2 separate regions of the Homo sapiens genome follow, and region 2 is linked to region 1. A link is an interaction called in ENCODE POLR2A ChIA-PET data of the cell type or tissue named here. Cell type or tissue: PC-9. All regions are shown on one strand. Links, peaks and the distances in the headings refer to the core of each region. The heading gives the core; the rest is flanking DNA.

Region 1 (2,500 bases), core at 1-2,500:
AGGGCCCAGGGCACAGTGCCTAGTTGTGAAGTTGTATTAAAAGGTACATTTGGGGGCAGGCGCGGTGGCTCACACCTGTAATCCCAGCACTTTGGGAGGCCGAGACGGGCAGATCACTTGAGGTAAGAAGTTCAAGACCAGCCTGGCCAACGTGGTGAAACCCCATCTCTACTAAAAATACAAAAATTAGCCGGGCGTGGTGGCAGACGCCTGTAATCCCAGCTACTCGGGAGGCTGAGGCAGGAGAATCACTTGAATCTGGGAGGCAGAAGTTACAGCGAGCTGGGATCGCACCACCGTGCTCCAGCCTGGGTGATAGAGCGAGACTCTCTCTCAAAAACAAAACGAAACAAAACAAAACAAAAAGGGTATATTTGGGCCAGGTGGGGTGGCTCACCCTTGTAATCCTAGCAACTTGGGAGGCCAAGGCAGGAGGATCACTTGAGCCCACGAGTTCAAGACCAGACTGGGCAACATGGTGAAACCCCGTCTCTACAAAAAATATAAAAAATTAGCCAGGAATAGTGGAGTGTGCCTGTAGGCCCAGCTACTCAGGAGGCTTGGGTGGGAGGATCACCAGAGCCCAGGAAGTCAAGGCTGCAGTGAGTCGTGATTGCGCCACTGCATTCCAGTCTGGGCGACAGAGTGAGATCCTGTCTCAAAAAAAAAAAAAAGAAAAAAAAGAAAGAAAAGAAAGAAGAAAAGGAAGGAAGGAAGGAAGGGAGGGAGGGAAGGAAGGAAAGGAAGGTACATTTCGGGGCACGGTGGCTCACACCTGTAATCCCAACAACTTGTAAGACTGAGATGGGAATTCAAGACCAAGACCAGCCTGGGCAACACAGCAAGACCCCATCTCTAAAAATAAACACATAAATGCTGCTGCTGCTTTTTTTTTTTTTTTAAGGTGCATTTGGCTCATAAACGTCACAGGCTTTGTCCGTAAAAAAGGAGAAATGTTTGTTCCCTGTCTGCTTTCTCTTTTCACTTAGGGGTTCTCAAGTGTGGGTGTGGACCCTCCACCAAAATACCTAACACTGGGTGCACTATAAATGCTTGTTTGATGAATGATGTTGTTGGCAGTGCACCCCAGAGGTCCCATTTTTCACATATGAGGAACCACTCCTAATTATTTAGCCCAGGATATGATTCATCTAGGTGAAAACCCTTTCCAAACAGATTGCCACACCTGTGATTCTTCGCTCTTGGGAAAAGACAGAGTAAAAGAGCAAAGTTTTGTGAGAGGTTGGGAGGTGGCGGTGGTAGCAGGGACGGAGCCGTGGAGGAGCAGGTGCAGAGGTGCAGAGAGAAGCCCCGTTCACCCAACCTGGGTGAGTTCCCTGCACAGAAGAGGCCTCGTGGGCAGCTTAGCTTTTGACAGTAAAGATGCCTACAGCAGGAAAAAAACGGGGATGAGCTGTGGGCAGAGAGGCGTGAAGTCAGGAAACACAGGATCTAGCCCAGCTCTGACGGTGACGAGCCAGTGAGCCCTTGATCTCCCTAGCCTCAGGCTCCTCATCTGATCTGTGGAGGTCGAACCTGGATGTTTTCCAAAGTTGGTTTTAGGTAAAACAGTTTGAAATTGTATGGCCAGCTTCAATTATATAAATATTTTAAATTTCTATATGAAGATAGCACCAACAAAGTTACAGGGCAAGCAAAGATCCAAAGATTGGAAACAGTGTCTCCCTCAAATGGGGAACAGTTAAATAAATGATGGTGTCCCTGTAGCTACCCACTGGAATATCATGCAGTGGTAAAAAGAAAGCAGAGGCTCTTTACATACTGATAAGGAACAATCTTCAACTCACAGGTAAATAAGATAGTAAGGTGCAGGCTGGGGGCAGTGGCTCATGCCTGTAATCCCAGCACTTTGAGAGGCTGAGGCTGGCAGATCACCTGAGGTCAGGAGTTTGAGACCAGCCTGGCCAACATGGCAAAACCCCGTCTCTACTAAAAATACAAAAATCAGCCGGGCGTGGTGGCGGGCACCTGTAGTCCCAGCTACTCAGGAGGCTGAGGCAGGAGAATCTCTTGAACCCAGGAGGTGGAGGTTGCAGTGAGCTGAGATTGCGCCACTGCACTCCAGCCTGGGTGACAGTAATATCGGCTGCTTTCAGAGAGGAAAGCTGGTGACTAGAGAACAGAAGGTGGGCGAGGGGAAACTTCTTATTGGATACTCCTTTGTACCTTTCACACTTCAAACCATGTAACTGTATTACCTTGGGGACAGAGTAGTATCACCTATTAAATCAATCATTTAAAAAATCAAATGATAAACTGGAAGAATTTTGAATTTTTTTGATAATGGCACTTGCCCATCATTCTGCCTGGTTCAGGAGTCACTTATGCATGCATCTTTTTTTTTTTTTTTTCTGAGACAGTCTCACTCTGTCGCCAGGCTGCATTGCAGTGGTGTGAACTTGGCTCACTGCAACCTCCACCTCCTGGGTTCAAGCGATTCTCATGCCTCAGCCTCCTGAGTAGCTGGGATTACAGGTGC
Region 2 (15,540 bases), core at 81-2,580, 190 kb before region 1:
TAATCCGTCCTGGAGAAGAAACACTGATCCCAGTCCCTTTCCTTACAATCTTCTGTTTCCAGTTCTGCCAGCTAAGTTCAAGCTCCATCCTTTGGCTGGCAAAGTCTATATCCCAGAGACCAAACCCACACCAAGCTGACACCTGCCTTTCTTCTTTCACTTCTCTTCTCTCTCTCGCCACACTTGATTCCCTGACCTCTGCTTCTCCATGCCTAGAAAACCACCCTCAGGAAGTAATGAAAAGAGCTTTGGCCTCCGACAGACCTGGGTTCCAAGTCCCTCTTGCTGATTTTTGGACCTTGGGCAATTGCTTAATCTGAGGGTTGTTGTGAAAATGAATATAATTGCCCGGATGGCAAGAATAGCTAACAATTTTAGAGAAGAGTATAATGGAAGATGCCCTATAAGATATACAAATTTATTATAAAGCAATAGCAATTATGTATTTATGTAAATATATAATATATAAAACATAGCAATTATATATCTACATAAATATATAATATATAAAACATAGCAATTATATATTTATATAATTATATGATATATAAAACAGCAATTATATAAATATATACTATAAAGCTATAGCAATTATATATTATATATTTATATAAATCCACATTATGTAGTGACAGCAATTATATATTTATATAAATATATATTATAAAGCTATGGCAATAAAGACTTCATAGTTTTGGCACAAGGATAAACAAATGGACCAATGAAATAGAATATACAGTACTGAAACAAACACAGCAAATGTGTGAAGACGTGGACATTTCTTACCAACTGGGAAAGAATAAACTTCAACAAATGGAGCTGATTAGCCATCTGGGGGGAAAATAGAATTCAATCCCTATCTCACACCATACACAAAATCTATTCCAGGTCAAAGACCTATATGTGAAAAATAAAACTTAAAAACTTTTAAATGAATCATTTTCAGACTTGGTGGCAAAGATTGGATCAGGTAAGAATCATCAGTGGATTCTAAAGCTGGGGGAAATGTTGGATGAGGAGCAGAACTTTTGCAGGGTCTGAAAGTATCTCCCTCCAGATTGCCATGAGTTGGAAGGGAGTGGGGAATAAAATAAAAAGCAGTCATTGTACAGTGGAGAAATGGGGCAATACTTTAAGCAAGTGATCAAAATTAACCATGAGGGGCAGAGAGACATTCTTTGCCTCCAGATGTGATACCCTGAGAAGGACATAATACTACACCTATGCAGTGCTGCACAATACGTCTCGGCAATGTTCCAGCATTATTTCAAATCTAATCACAAGGAAACATAAGATAAACACTAAATGAGAAACGTTCTATTTAAAAAGGTGGGGAGGACTGCATTCTTCAAAAATGTCAATGTCATAGAAGGCAAATAGAGGTTGAGGAACTGTTTCAGATTAAAGAAACCTAAAAAGACATGACAATTATATGCAACACCTGCCCTTAGTTTGGATTCTGTATCATTGGATTTTTTTAAAGTGCTATAAGGTTATAGGGCTTGAGGCCGGGCACCGTGGCTCACGCCTATAATCCCAGCACTTTGGGAGGCCGAGGCAGGCGGATCACTTGAGGTCAGGAGTTTGAGACCAGCCTGGCCAACATGGTGAAGTCCCGTCTCTACTAAAAATACAAAAATTAGCCGCGGGTGGTGGAGTGCACCTGTAATCCCAGCTGCTCAGGAGGCTGAGGCAAGAGAATCACCTGAACCTGGGAAGCAGAGTTTGCAGTGAGCCAATATCGCGCCACTGCACTCCAGCCTAAGCAACAAAGTGAGACTCCATCTCAAAAAACAAAAAAAGAAAAGAAAAATGGTTATAGGGCGGCATGGGGTTATAAAAATGCTATAAAGAACATCAACATTAACAAAAAAATTGGCAATTGACAAAATTGGAATATCACAGGAGATTCAAAAGAGTATAAAGTTATAAAGTTAATAATGGTAGTGTAGTTATGTTAGACTATCCCTGTTCATAGGAAATACACACTGAAGTATTTAATGGTAAAGCATCATGTATATAACTGACCCTCAAGCAGTCCAGAAAAAATATATATTAGATATGATATATGGTATGTTTTATATATTATCTATTTCAAATGATAAACAAATAGGGTAAAATGCTAACAATAGGTGAATCTGGGTAAACAGCCTGTGAGTGTTCTTTGCATATTTTTTATTTTTGCAACATTTTTTAAGTTTGAAATTATTTCCAAATAAAGTTAATTAAAAATTTTAGATTATAGAATTCAAAGAAAGTAGATCTGCTCTGAAGAACAAAGAAAAAAAATAAGAAAATAGAAAAATTTAAAAAGAGCAGAAATTTTTAAGAGAAAAAAAGACATAGATTGAAAAGACATCTTTATCAATTCAGGGTAGGAATGGATTTATTAAGCAAGACACATAGGCTGGGCATGGTGGCTCATGCCTGTAATCCCAGCACTTTGGGAGGCAGAGGCTGGCGGATCATATATATATATGGCAAAATATTAACATCTGTTAGTTTTTGGTGGTAAACAATCGCTATATGTAGGGATTTTCTGTATGCTTGAAATGTTTTCTAATTTAAATTAAAAAAAATTTGTCAACAAAAATTTAGATGTCTGACCTGTAGCAGACTTCCAAAATCCAGTAGACATCAATATTCGTTTCTACAGTGCTGTGCTTCTTACCTTCCATAAGAGTTACCTCCCCACATCTCCTGTCTTCTGACTCAACATCTCTACATGAAATTGTGGAAACTCCAGCCAACTCTTTCATTTCACACATGATGAGAATGAGGTCCAGAGACCAATTTGGTTAAATTGACAATCTCCCAATTTTCCTCTAGGGTCCATGGACAGATGGGTAATATAGATGAAGATGAAGGGGGGATTTTTAAAATCTTTTTGTCATAAAATATACCTAACATAAAATTTACCATTTTAACTTTTTTTTTTTTTTTTTTTTTGAGACAGAGTCTCACTCAGCTGCCCAGGATGGAGTGCAGTGGTGTGATCTTGGCTCACTGCAACCTCCGCCCCCCGGGTTCAAGCGATTCTCCTGCCTCAGCCTCCCGAGTAGCTGGGATTACAGGCACCCGCCACCACGCCCAGCTAATTTTTGTATTTTTAGTGGAGACGGGGTTTCACCTTGTTGGCCAGAATGGTCTCGATCTCTTGACCTCGTGATCCGCCTGCCTCAGCCTCCCAAAGTGCTGGGATTACAGGGGTGAGCCACCGCGCCCAGTCTCCCCACTTTAACATTTTTAAAGTGTACAATTCAGTGGTGTTAAGTAAATTCATATTGTTGTGCAACCATCACCACTGTCCATCTCCAGAACTTTTCCATCTTACCCAATTGAAACTCTGTGCCCATTAAATACTAGCTCCCCATTTCCCCTCCCTCCAGCCCCCAGAAACCACTGTTCTTATTTTTTTTTCCTTTTTATTTTTTAGAGACCGGGTCTTGCACTGTTGCCCAGGCTGGAGTACAATGGCACGATCTCAGCTCACTATAGCCTCAACCTCCTGGGCTCACACAATCCTCCCACCTCAGCCTCCCAAGCAGCTGGGATCACAGGCATGTGCCACTATGCCTGGCTAATTTTTTGAAATTTGGCAGAGATGAGGGTCTCACTATGTTGCCTAGGCTGGTCTCCAACTCCTGGGCTCAAGTAATCCTCCCACCTCAGCCTCCCAATGTGCTGGGATTACAGGTGTGAGCCATTGCCCCCGGCCCATCATTCTTTCTGTCTCTATGAATTTGACTACTTTAGCTACCTCACATAAGTAGAATCATAGAGTATTTGTCCTTTTGTGTCTGTTTATTTCACTTAGCATGATGTTTTCAAGGTTTATCCTATGCTGTAACGTATCAGAGGTTCATTCCTTTTTTTTTTTTTTTTTTTTTTTTTTGAGACAGAGTTTCACTCTGTCACCCCAGGCTGGAGTGCAGTGGGGCAATCTCGGTTCACTGCAACCTCAGCCTCCTGGGTTCAAAGCAATTTGCGTGCCGCAGCCTCCCGAGTAGCTGGGACTACAGACGTGCATCACCATGCCTGGCTAATTTTTGTATTTTTAGTAGAAACGGGGTTTCACCATGTTGGCCAGGCCGGTCTCAAACCCCTGACCTCAGGTGATCCTCTTGCCTTGGCCTCCGAAAGTGCTGGGATTACAGGTGTGAGCCACCAAGCCCCACCTCACTCCTTTTTAAGGTTAAATAATATTCCATTGTATGTACAGTATATACCACATTTTATTTACCCATTCATTCTTCTGTGGACACTTGGCTTGCTTCCACCTCTTGGTCTCTGAGTCCCTTCCTTCAGTTGTTTTGGGTATACACCTAGAAGTGGGATTGCTGGATCATATAATTCTTTTTTCAAATAAATATTTAATTTTATTTAATTTTATTTTTTGTGGCAGGGTTTCACTCTGTCACCCAGGCTGGAAGGCAGTGGCTTGACCTCTGCTCACTGCAGCCTCCGTCTTCCAGGTCCAAGTGATTCTCCTGCCTCAGCCTCCCGAGTAGCTGGGACTACAGGCAGGCGCCACCACACCAGGCTAATTTTTGTATTTTTGGTAGAGACGGGGTTTCACCATGTTGGCCAGGCTGGTCTCGAACTCCTGACCTCAAGCAATCCACCCACCTTGGCCTCCCAAAGTGCTGAGATTACAGGTGTGAGCCACCGTGCCTGGCCTGGATCATATAATTCTATGCTTGATTGTTTCAGGAACTGACACACTGTTTTCTGCAGAGCCTGTACCATTTTATACTCAAGGAGTGGACTATTTTAAATCCATTCTAGTCCTCACGCCAAGGTTGCACAGCCAGCCTCCTGCCACCACACTGCTTCTCACTTCCAGTGGCCCACACCAGAGCTTGTTTGTTGCTTACTGCTAAATTTCGATTCCATCTGAAAGGTACTGAAACAAAACATGCCCTCTTACATAAAGGGCGGCGCCAAATCTTAAAGTAGCAGCTGGCTGGAGTTACCAGAGGACAGAATTATATTTAAATCCAACTCCTGTACTATAAATAGCCTCAGCTGCAGGTGGCGCTCCCTCTCTGGAAGGTCTTGGTTTTGCTCTGTCTAGAGGCAAAGGGTATAAAGCTCTTTCTTCTGAGATTTTTAGTCCCTTCCCTGCCCCCCATAAAGTCACGAAATTTGGAGGAGTTGACAGAAGGAATTAGAAGTTTCTGTTTGTGGAATCACTGCAGCAGTAGATAAGGAAAAACTATTCCTTGAAGCAAAACAACTTTTGAAACCAATTTGGCCTGAATCTCACAGAAGGAAACAAGTCCTGGGGGTCTGGTCAAAAAAACAAAACAAAACAAAAAAAACAAAAAAACTTCAAGTTAGAAACACTGAATCCAAACTAGAGGGTAAAAATCAGGATTCCATTAAACTACAGTTTGTAATAGTTAAAGAATAGTGTGGAGGAAACAGAAATATATCATTTTTTCACTATTAAATGTTAAAACGGGTTGGGCACAGTGGCTCACATCTGTAATAAAGTATGCAAAAATGTGTAAGCAAAAATAAAAGACTTTTGAAGATAACCACTGTAAATAGCTTTTAAAAATGCATATATGAGAAAATAGATAACTTTTTTTTTTTTTTGACATGCAGTCTCACTGTGTCACCAGGCTGGAGTGCAGTGGTGCGATCTTGGCTCACTGCAACCTCTGCCTCCCGGGTTCAAGCAATTCTCCTGCCTCAGCCTCTCAAGTAGCTGGAACTACAGGTGTGCGCCACCACGCCCAGCTAATTTTTTTTTGTATTTTTAGTAGAGACGGGGTTTCACCATGTTGGCCAGGATGGTCTCGATCTCTTGACCTTGTGATCCACCTGCCTCGGCCTCCTAAAGTGCTGGGATTACAGGTGTGAGCCACCACGCCCAGCCGAAAATAGATAATTTTATGTACTATTTTACAATCTGCTTCCCTCCTTAAAATATTTTATATTTGTTTTATGAAAATATAATACAATTACATCGTTCAAAAATAAAATAAACAAAAAAGAATATACAGTGAAAATGCTCCCTACCACGTGTGTCCCCTGTCAGCCCACTTCCCCCAAAGGGAGAGCCACAGGTAGATTCTCATACGTTTTGTGGCGCTCCTTGGGCATACGCAAGCAATAAGAATCTATTTTCTTCTAGTCCCCTTTTTACATAAAAGATAACACTGTTCTGTACCTTGCTATTTTATTTCAACAATATCTTGGAGGTCTTGTTTCTTGTTTCATAGAGAGCTGATCATAGCTGCATAGATTCCATTGAATCGCAGAACTGTAACCTGGTTACTCTTTGCTATTGCTGCTCCGATGAATACCTTGTACAAGCCTCACTTTGCATATATCTAAGTACATCTACAGGCAAATTGCCTGTGTAAATGCACTGTAATTTGGAGAGATGTTGCCAAATTGTCCCCTCTAGGGATTATGCCAATTTACACTAGTACCAGCAATGACTTAGAGTGTCTTGTTGCCCACAGCCTGGATTCAGAGTGTGTTTTTAATTTCTCCAATTTGATATTTGAAAAAGAAAAATGGCATCCAAGGGAAAAAAAAGTATCATGGTATAGTTTAAATTTGTGTTTCTCTTCTGAGTGAGGCTGAACATATTTTCATGTTTACAGGCCTTTTGCATATCTTTTTTGAGAACTGTCTGTTTATATCTTTTGCTCACTTTTCTATTGGGTTATTGGTCTTTTTCTTATCATTTTTTAGATCTCTTTATATGTTAGGAGAATACACATTTGTAATATGATTTGAAAAAAAAATCCCAGTTGATGTGTCTACTCTTTGCTTATAATGTGAGTGTGTTTTTGCCAAGTACATTTTCAAATGCAGTCTTTTAAAATTTTTAAATGCCGTTTGGATTTTAAATCACTATCAGAAAAGCAAAGGCTACAAACACATTCTCCAATGTTTTCTTCATTCTTCAAGGACTTACAGTTTCACGTTTACATTTAAATCTGTGACCCCTTTGGAATTTATCCTGATGTGAGGAGTAAGGTGTGGATCCAATTTTATTTTCATCTGCCTGGTTCCCAGCTGTCCCATTACCATTCACTGAATAATTCATTTCTCCTCATATCATCATAAAGAACAATCCTGAATGTATCTGCATGTATTTCTGGATTTTCTGTTCTGTTCCCTTGGTCAGTCTGTCTAATATGAACCACTACTATACTACTTTCATTACTGAAGTATTATAATATTTTTAATTAATTTACAGAGCTACTCTCCGTCCTCTGCCTCATTGCTCCTCCTTTCCAGAATTTTCCTGATAATTCTTATGCATTAATTTTTTATATTGTCTTTTTAATCATCTTCCTAATTTTTAAAAAGTCATTGGCACTTTCTTTGTTATTGTGTTAAACTTATAAATTAATTTATGGAAGATTTACATTTTAGGATGTTGAGTCTTTCTGGGCAAGACTACTATTTGTTGAAGCCTACTTTTGTACCCTTCTGTAGTGTTTTTACCTTTTCTTTAAGTGAGTTTGATGTATTTCTTGTTACTCTTTTCTTTTTTATCATTGTATTTTTCTTTTCTTTTTTTTTCTTTTATTTCCAAATCCCCAGAACCTGTGAACTGTGTTAAGTTTATTAAAAAGCATTTTATCTTTTATATTGCTCTTGTAGGTCCTTTTCTTCTATTATATCTTCTAACTGGTTGTCGAGTATTAGTTTCTATTTTTCCCTTTATTACATGTCTTGGACGTTTTCCATGTTCTTAGATATAGATTTACTTCATTTTATTCAATAATGTTTCGCCATTTGAATGTAAGGATCTTGAGATGGAAAGATTATCCTGGATTATCTGGGTGGGCCCTCAATGTAATCACAAGCGTCCTTATAAGAGGGAGATTCGACACACAAAGCAAAGCAACACTGAAGCAGGATGCTGCGCTGCTGGAGGACAGGAGCCAAGGGACGCAAGAAATGTGACTCCGGGAAATGGATGGGAAATGGATTCTGCAGAGACAGCAAGGCCCCGCCAACAACCGGATTTGGGCCCAGTGAAACTGAATTCGGACTTCTGACTTCCAGAACTGTAAGAGAGTAAACGTGTGTTGTTTCAGCCACCAAGTTTGTGGTAATCCGTCACAGCAGTCAGGGCCAATGGATACGCGGGTCTTTCATCCCTTTCGTGTATGCTGCATGGTACACCTAAAAACGCAGGCTCGGCCGGGCGGGGAGGCTGTTGCCTATAATCCCAGCACTTTGAGAGGCCGAGGCGGGCGGATCACGAGGTGAAGAGATCGAGACCATCTTGGCTAACACGGTGAAATCACGTCTCTACTAAAAATACAAACAATTAGCCGGGCGTGGTGGCATGTGCCTGTAGTCCCAGCTACTGGGGAGGCTGAGGCAGGAGAATCCCTTGAACCCGGGAAGCAGAGGTTGCAGTGAGCCGACATCGTGCCACTGCACTCCAGCCTGGGCAACAAGAGCGAAACTCCATCTCAAAACGAAGACAAAACAAACAAAAAAACGCAGACTCGGGCCTGATAGGAGAGTGGGAACCACAGACTATCAGGAAGGTTCTCTTCCCAAAGAGGGTAAATCTGTCATCAAATGTATTTAATATAAAGTCCCCAATAATACAGTACATTTTAGGCTCAACTTCCAATGATGCATTCCCAGGATTTTGTGTATTTTGTTTCTTTCCTTAACAACTAGAACGCAGTCTGCCAGGTCCTTTAGCTTAAAGCCAGTGAACACCCTGTTGTAGGTAAATCTTTTCTATTTGTCTCAATTATATGAAGTCTTAATAGTTATGCTTTCAGTATTCCCATTTCTCATAAGATAAATATTCCAAAAAAATGGTAAGAAGCCTTGCTCTACAGATGAGGATGTAACCACAATGGAAAGTGAGGCTGGCTGACAGGACCACTGTGTGATCCCTCCAAATAAGTATTTATCAGCATATGTTCAAAAACCTGAAGTCACCATGGAATGTAGCTATGAGATTTTACAGTTGAATGTAGTAAAGTTAAGGAACCTGAAGAAGGTTCCACGATTGGGGATGACATCCAAGTAGCAGTGATATAGGAGGCAGGACTTGACTCCAGAGGTGGGGCTTGGACTCTGGACCAGATTGAAGACTAGCTGAAACACGGAAGAGGTGAGAACACCACTCCATAAGACACGCCCACCAGTGCCATGTCAGTTTACCATTGCCATGGCAACACCCAGAAGTTACTACCCCTTTCCATGGCAACAACTCAACAACCCAGAAGTTACCAACCTTTTTCTAGAAATTGTTGCATATCCACCCCTTGCCACCAGCTTGCCCTTGAATTCTTTCTTGGGTGAAGCCAAGAACCCTCCCTGGCTAAGCCTCAATTTTGGGGCTCACCTGCCCTGCATCAGTGGAACCAGTGACAGTCACAGAGGACAGCCTACACCAAAGCTTGCATTGGCAAATTCTGGGTCTTTCCTGTTCATCCAGGTTTTCCATGGGTCCACACAGTGGAGCTGGGCATGTAAGGTGCTCAGGGAGTGCTAGTGGAATGTTACGATGCCACATTCCAGGGAAGCTCTTGACCACCCCACAGAGCTGGGATGATCTCATTTTTAATCCAGAACAGGTACCCTGAGAGCTGCAGAAAGTTGGTGAATCACCTGTGGAGACTCAGCTGCCTCTGGACCCAACTTGGATGCAGAAGTGCTAGACCTTGAGTTGATGCCATAATGGGAAGAGCCTTGTGTTTTCATGTGGTTGGAATGTGAGTTGTGGTCAGAGGGCAGGCTGTGGCGTATTGTATTTTCTAAAGATGGCCACAACAGGCTGGGTGCAGTGGCTCATGCCTGTAATCCCAGCACTTTGGGAGGCCGAAGTGGGTGGATCACAAGGTCAGGAGATCGAGACCATCCTGGCCAACATGGTGAAATCCCATTTCTACTAAAATACAAAAAATTAGCCGGGCGTGGTGGCCTGCACCTGTAGTCCCAGCTACAGTCCTTGTCATCTAGGTTAAACTGGCTACACCCTCAGCCTGGTGTGAGCCAGGCCCTGCCAATCCATCACCTTGCCTGGTGACTGTGATGGGCTCGGGAGTGGACATCCGACCAAAAGCAGGCCAGTTAGTCAAGAGACTCAATTCTTGGCCGGGTGCAGTGGCTCATACCTGTAATCCCAGCACTTCGGGAGGCCTAGGCGGGTGGATCACCTGAGGCCAGAAGTTCAAGACCAGCCTGGTCAACATGGTGAAACTCCATCTCTACTAAAAATACAAAAAATCAGCCGGGCATTGTGGCGGGTGCCTGTAGTCCCAGCTACTCAGGAGGCTGAGGCGGGAGAATCCCTTGAACCTGGGAGGCGGAGGTTGCAGTGAGCCAAGATCCTGCCATTGCACTCCAGCCTGGACAAAGGAGTGAAACTCCGTCTCAAAAAAATAAATAAATAAATAAAAAGAGACTCAATTCTTGGATTTTTGTGGAAGCCATTAGGTAAGTGGGGTCTTTGCTGGTTGGATTTAAGTCTGGGAGGATGAAGGACAGCACTGTTGCAGCCGTTTTGCCACAATGAGGGGAGGGCCTTTGGGAGGATAAAGCCCAGCATAGAAGAGAGCAAAGCCTGAGGCCTGCGGCGTCTATGCCTGAATCCAGCTGTGCCTGAAGGTAGCGCTGTAGCTCAGGTTTCCAGTTACAAGAACCCATTCAACCTTTCTGCCTTAGCCTGGTTAGCATTGTGGTCCTACTGAACGTACCATTCAGGAGAATCACGTTTAAAAGTGGCACAAGACAAAGACATGAATCTGAATACCTTCAGACTGGGATTACAGGCACGTGCTAATTTTTGTATTTTTAGTAGAGACGGGGTTTCGCCATATTGGCCAGGCTGGTCTCGAACTCCTGACCTCAGGTGATCCACCCGCCTCGGCCTCCCAGAGTGCTCGGATTACAGCCGTGAGCCACCGCGCCCGGCCTCATTTTAGCCATTTTTAAGTGTACAGTTTAGTGGCATTAAGTACAGCCAAAATTTTTGTGTAACCATCACCACTACACCTGAAACTCTTCACCATCTCCAACAAAAGCTCTGTACCCATTAAACAACGACGGCCCCTCTAGTCTACTTTCTCCTGTATGAATTTACCTATTCTAAGTACCTCGTAGAGGTGGAATCATACAGGATTTGTCCTTCCGTATTTGGCTTATTTCACTCAGGGTAATGTTTTCAGGGTCCACCCACATTATAGCATGTGTAAGAATTTCATTCCTGTTAGAGGCTGAATAATACTCCATTGCATGGATGTACCACATTTTGGACACCAAGTTTTTTATTGTGAATGCAAGATTCTGGCATTAATGTTATTGAGGGTATTAATTTGAATATTTTAAGTACATTCTTGTACTTATAATTCGTGTACTCCATTCCGTTTGTTTGTTTGTTTGTTTGTTTTTTGTTTTTGAGACGGAGTCTCGCTCTGCCGCCCAGGCTGGAGTGCAGTGGCGCTATCTCGGCTCACTGCAAGCTCCGCCTCCCGGGTTCACGCCATTCTCCTGCCTCAGCCTCCCGAGTAGCTGGGACTACAGGCGCCCGCCACCAAGCCCGGCTCATTTTTTGTATTTTTAGTAGAGACGGGGTTTCACCGTGTTCGCCAGGATGCTCTCGATCTCTTGACCTCGTGATCCGCCCGCCTCGGCCTCCCAAAGTGCTGGGATTACAGGCGTTAGCCACCGCGCCCGGCCCGTGTACTCTATTCTTTAGCGGATTGCCCTTCTTTAACCACCTTTTTCAGGAGGCGGTAGGGCCTTACTTCGGGGTGATTGTCCGTTGACTCTTCACCCTGGGGAGTGGAGCTGGAGGCTGACGCGCTTGGAGGCTGGTGTGGGCTCCCTGGTCGTCCGCATGGATCATCTTTTGCTGCCTCCCCTCTCCTCTTCCGCCGACCCCCTCAGCTACCCCGTCTTGGTGCTAAGTGGATGCAGATGAGACAACGGGCACGTTTCCCTGCAGGGACCGGCTTAGCCGCCAGGGGGAGCCCCAAGGATAAGGCGCGAGGCGGCCGGGGCTCAGGTTGCGCAGGCACCGAGGGCACCTGGGCTCTTCCGCCCCCTGCTCTGTGAAGGCCAGGGTGCGGCAGGGCCACCCTCCCCGGAGTCTCTCTTCTTCTGGCCGCAGCGGGTAGACCGCAGAGTGGTCCGGGTGCAGCGGCGCCCGGGCAGCTGCGGAAGTGGCAGGGTTGGGGTGGCGGCTGGAGCGCCACGCGCGTTCCCTCTCCCGCTTCCGCACCCGCTTCTGCACCAGCCTCGGGCAGTCAGTCCCCCGGTGGTTTAGTGATGGAGGAAGCGAGGCGCGATCGGGCGGCGCTGGACATTCCTCAGCCCTGAAACCCTGATGCCCGGGGCCCGCTGCTTAGAGCTGGGGCTGGGCGGAGCTCTACTGGGGAGACCTTTCCACCTTCCTTTAGGGAGCCCCTCCTTTGCGCTGGGTGCTCAGCTCAGCACTGCGTGACTTTGCTCTCAACGAAGAACACATTTCCTCAAATTCCTCAGATTTTCAGTTCTGTTAGTAACATTCTCTCCAGCTTTATCATTTGCTGGAACAGATTTTTTTTTTTCCGAGACCGAGTTTCGCTCTTGTTACCCATGCTGGAGTGCAATAGCGCGATTTCGGCTCACTGCAACCTCCGCCATGCGCTAGCATGCCCGGCTAATTTTGCATTTTTTTTTTTCAGTAGAGACGAGGTTTCACCATGTTGGTCAGGCTGGTCTCGAACTCCTGACCTCAGGTGATCACCCACCTCGGCCTCCCAAAGTGCTGGGATTACAGGCGTGAGCCACCGCTCCAGGTCGGAACAGTTCATTTTTTAAACTGTCATACAATTACTTCTTTCTGATCATTTCCATGACGTGTGGGGAGAAAAGAGACAATTGTGGGGTACAATCCTTGAAACCAGAAATCAATGAAGTTATACTTGACCGGATTTTAACATTCTTCCGCATTATGGTTTTGTGTTTCCTCCTTTCTTCTTGTCTCTTTTTTGATAATTATAAACATTGATTCCTGGCTGGGCACAGTGGTTCCTGCCTGTAATCACCAGCATTTTGGGAGGCCAAGGCGGGAGGATCATTGAACCCAGGAGGTCGAGACGGCAGTGAACCTGATCACACCACTGCACTCCAGCCTGAGCAATAGAGCGAGACCCTATCTCAAAAAGAAAAAAAAAAGAGTCCTAATGATCTAGCACATTCTACATTCACTGCTTGATTCTGGGACATGTTTCGTTGGGGATTATAGTTCTGAATTACAAAGTATTACCGGAATGGGCTGTGATCAGGATTATAAATAGCAGCAATTACATGCTTTTTGAACTAGAAAAGATGTTCTAAATTGACCTAGATATATACAGACTATTGGGACACGTGGTGGATAAAAATTAAGGCCTAGTAGCTGGACTCTAAAAAACAATGTTTTCCACCAGGGGGAGCTGTAGACTATGTCTGAAGGTATTCAGATTCATGTCTTTGTCTTGTGCCACTTTTAAACGTGATTCTCCTGAATGGTACGTTCAGTGGGACCACAATACTAACCAGGCTAAGGCAGAAAGGTTGAATGGGTTCTTGTAACTGGAAACCTGAGCTACAGCGCTACCTTCAGGCACAGCTGGATTCAGGCATAGATGCCGCAGGCCTCAGGCTTTGCTCTCTTCTATGCTGGGCTTTATCCTCCCAAAGGCCCTCCCCTCATTGTGGCAAAACGGCTGCAACAGTGCTGTCCTTCATCCTCCCAGACTTAAATCCAACCAGCAAAGACCCCACTTACCTAATGGCTTCCACAAAAATCCAAGAGTCTCTTGACTAACTGGCCTGCCTTTGGTCGGATGTCCACTCCCGAGTCCATCTCAGTCACCAGGCAAGGTGATGGATTGGCAGGGCCTGGCTCACACCAGGCTGAGGGTGTAGCCAGTTTAACCTAGATGACAAGGACTGAGGGGGACAGGGAGAGGTCTAGAGGCAAAATCAGGCTCTGCTGCTGGAAGTGGGTGAATGGGTGCTGGTGCTGCCCTCAGAAAACATACAGAGAAGGAGGCCGGGTGTGGAGGCTCACACCTGTAATCTCCGCGCTTTGGGAGACTGAGGTGGGCAGATCATCTGAGGTCGGGAGTTTGAGTTCAGCCTGGACAACATGGTGAAACCCCATCTCTACTAAAAATTAGCCAGGTGTGGTGCAGGTGCCTGTAATCCCAGCTACCCAGGAGGCTGAGGCAGGAGAATCGCTTGAACCTGGGAGGCGGAGATTGCAGTGAGCTGAGATCGTGCCATTGTACTCCAGCCTGGGCGACAGAGCGAGACTCTGTCTCCAAATAGAATAAAATAAAGTAAAATAAACCGTACAGAGAAGGAGAAGGTGACAACGTAAGGCAGATGGAATGCACCATCGGGAGGTGGGGGCGCGACAAGGGATGCAGAGCATAGACTACGGGATCAGCTCCACACAGGAGAAGGGACCTCTTAGCTGGCCGTTGTGCTGGGTAGGCAGCCTGAATTAGTGACTTCAGAGGGGAGGCAGCTCTGGGAGATGACACAGTGGGGGTTTGGTCCTGTGACGTCATGGCTGAAGGAGGTAGAGGAGAAGCATGTGACACGAGGAGTTCGGGGCGCTCAGAGGCCAAGCTGATGGCTGGATTGATCTTGGGGATGGTGAAGTCACCAGAATGAGAAGACTGGGAGCTGATGGAGAAGAGGGTGTGCCCACTGCTCAGTGAATGATGGCATTCACCAGGGATGGGGGCGGGGTGGAAGAGGTGAGTGGCATGGCCCTCAAGGAACCACTGGGAATGAGGACACTGACCCCAAACCTCTCAACTCTGGGGTGTGTGGCGTCTGGGAGGAGCCTGTGAGCAGAGCCAGATCTTGAGTAAAGAAGGAGGTGGAGGGAGAATCCTGTGAATAGGATGTTAAGAATGCAGGAGAAACTGAATTAAACAGGACGGATTAAGCAGATCTATTTATCTCTTCACCCTCCCCAAACCCCACTAAAATTACAATAAAGGGATAAAAAAGGCATAAACCCACAAGGACAAGAAGAGCGGGGGAGGAAATGAGCACAGACAGGAGAACTCAGCATTCTGGAAAGCAGGGGGAGAGTGGAGAGTGATGACTGACTTGGCAGAGCAGAGGGAGCTCAAATCCAAGCGCTGGCGGGTGGGGGTGGACATCAAAAACCAGCAGAATCCGGGAAGCCTGAGGGATTGGAAATATCAGGTGTTTTGTCTATTTACTGGTAGGAAATAAAATACTCCCCAATGTTGCATGGCTTGAAGCAATGCCAGTTGTAACTTCATGATTCTGTGGACCCAGTGGCTTCACCAGGCGGCCCTGCTCCACGTGATGCTGGCCGGGGTATGGGGCTGGTAGCTGGTGTTGCTATCCTCCAGCAAGTTGGTGAGGGCTGTGAGTTGAGGACCTCTGTACTTCTCTATGTAGTGATTCCATGGCTTGGGCTTCTCAGAGCATGGTAGCATAGAAATTAGCTTTGGTTAGTTAAATCCAGTTCTTCCTTAGGGCCATTTTCCCAATACATTTGATCATCAA

The links. ChIA-PET counts read pairs that join two places held together with the same protein. Peaks named below come from ENCODE experiments on the same cell type or tissue, not always from the same donor. Only the 100,000 strongest peaks of a DNase experiment are listed, where the experiment ranks them.
Region 2: POLR2A ChIA-PET joins it to region 1 with 20 read pairs; 3 of 35 experiments call an interaction of 5 or more read pairs at or near these places.

The regions. Positions count from the first base shown.
Region 1 is chr17:7,808,242-7,810,741 of GRCh38, reverse strand. All of the region lies in intron 63 of DNAH2 (dynein axonemal heavy chain 2), which reads right to left. Among named protein-coding and RNA genes, the nearest start is that of KDM6B, 25 kb to the left of the region's middle. In PC-9, for the core only: no CTCF peak of the experiment used is centred there; DNase peaks (open chromatin) are centred at 581, 1,061 and 1,491; H3K4me3 peaks cover 789 bases; H3K27ac peaks cover 2,500 bases.
Region 2 is chr17:7,986,785-8,002,324 of GRCh38, reverse strand. No RefSeq gene overlaps it. Among named protein-coding and RNA genes, the nearest start is that of GUCY2D, 8.1 kb to the left of the region's middle. In PC-9, for the core only: no CTCF peak of the experiment used is centred there; no DNase peak of the experiment used is centred there; H3K27me3 peaks cover 199 bases.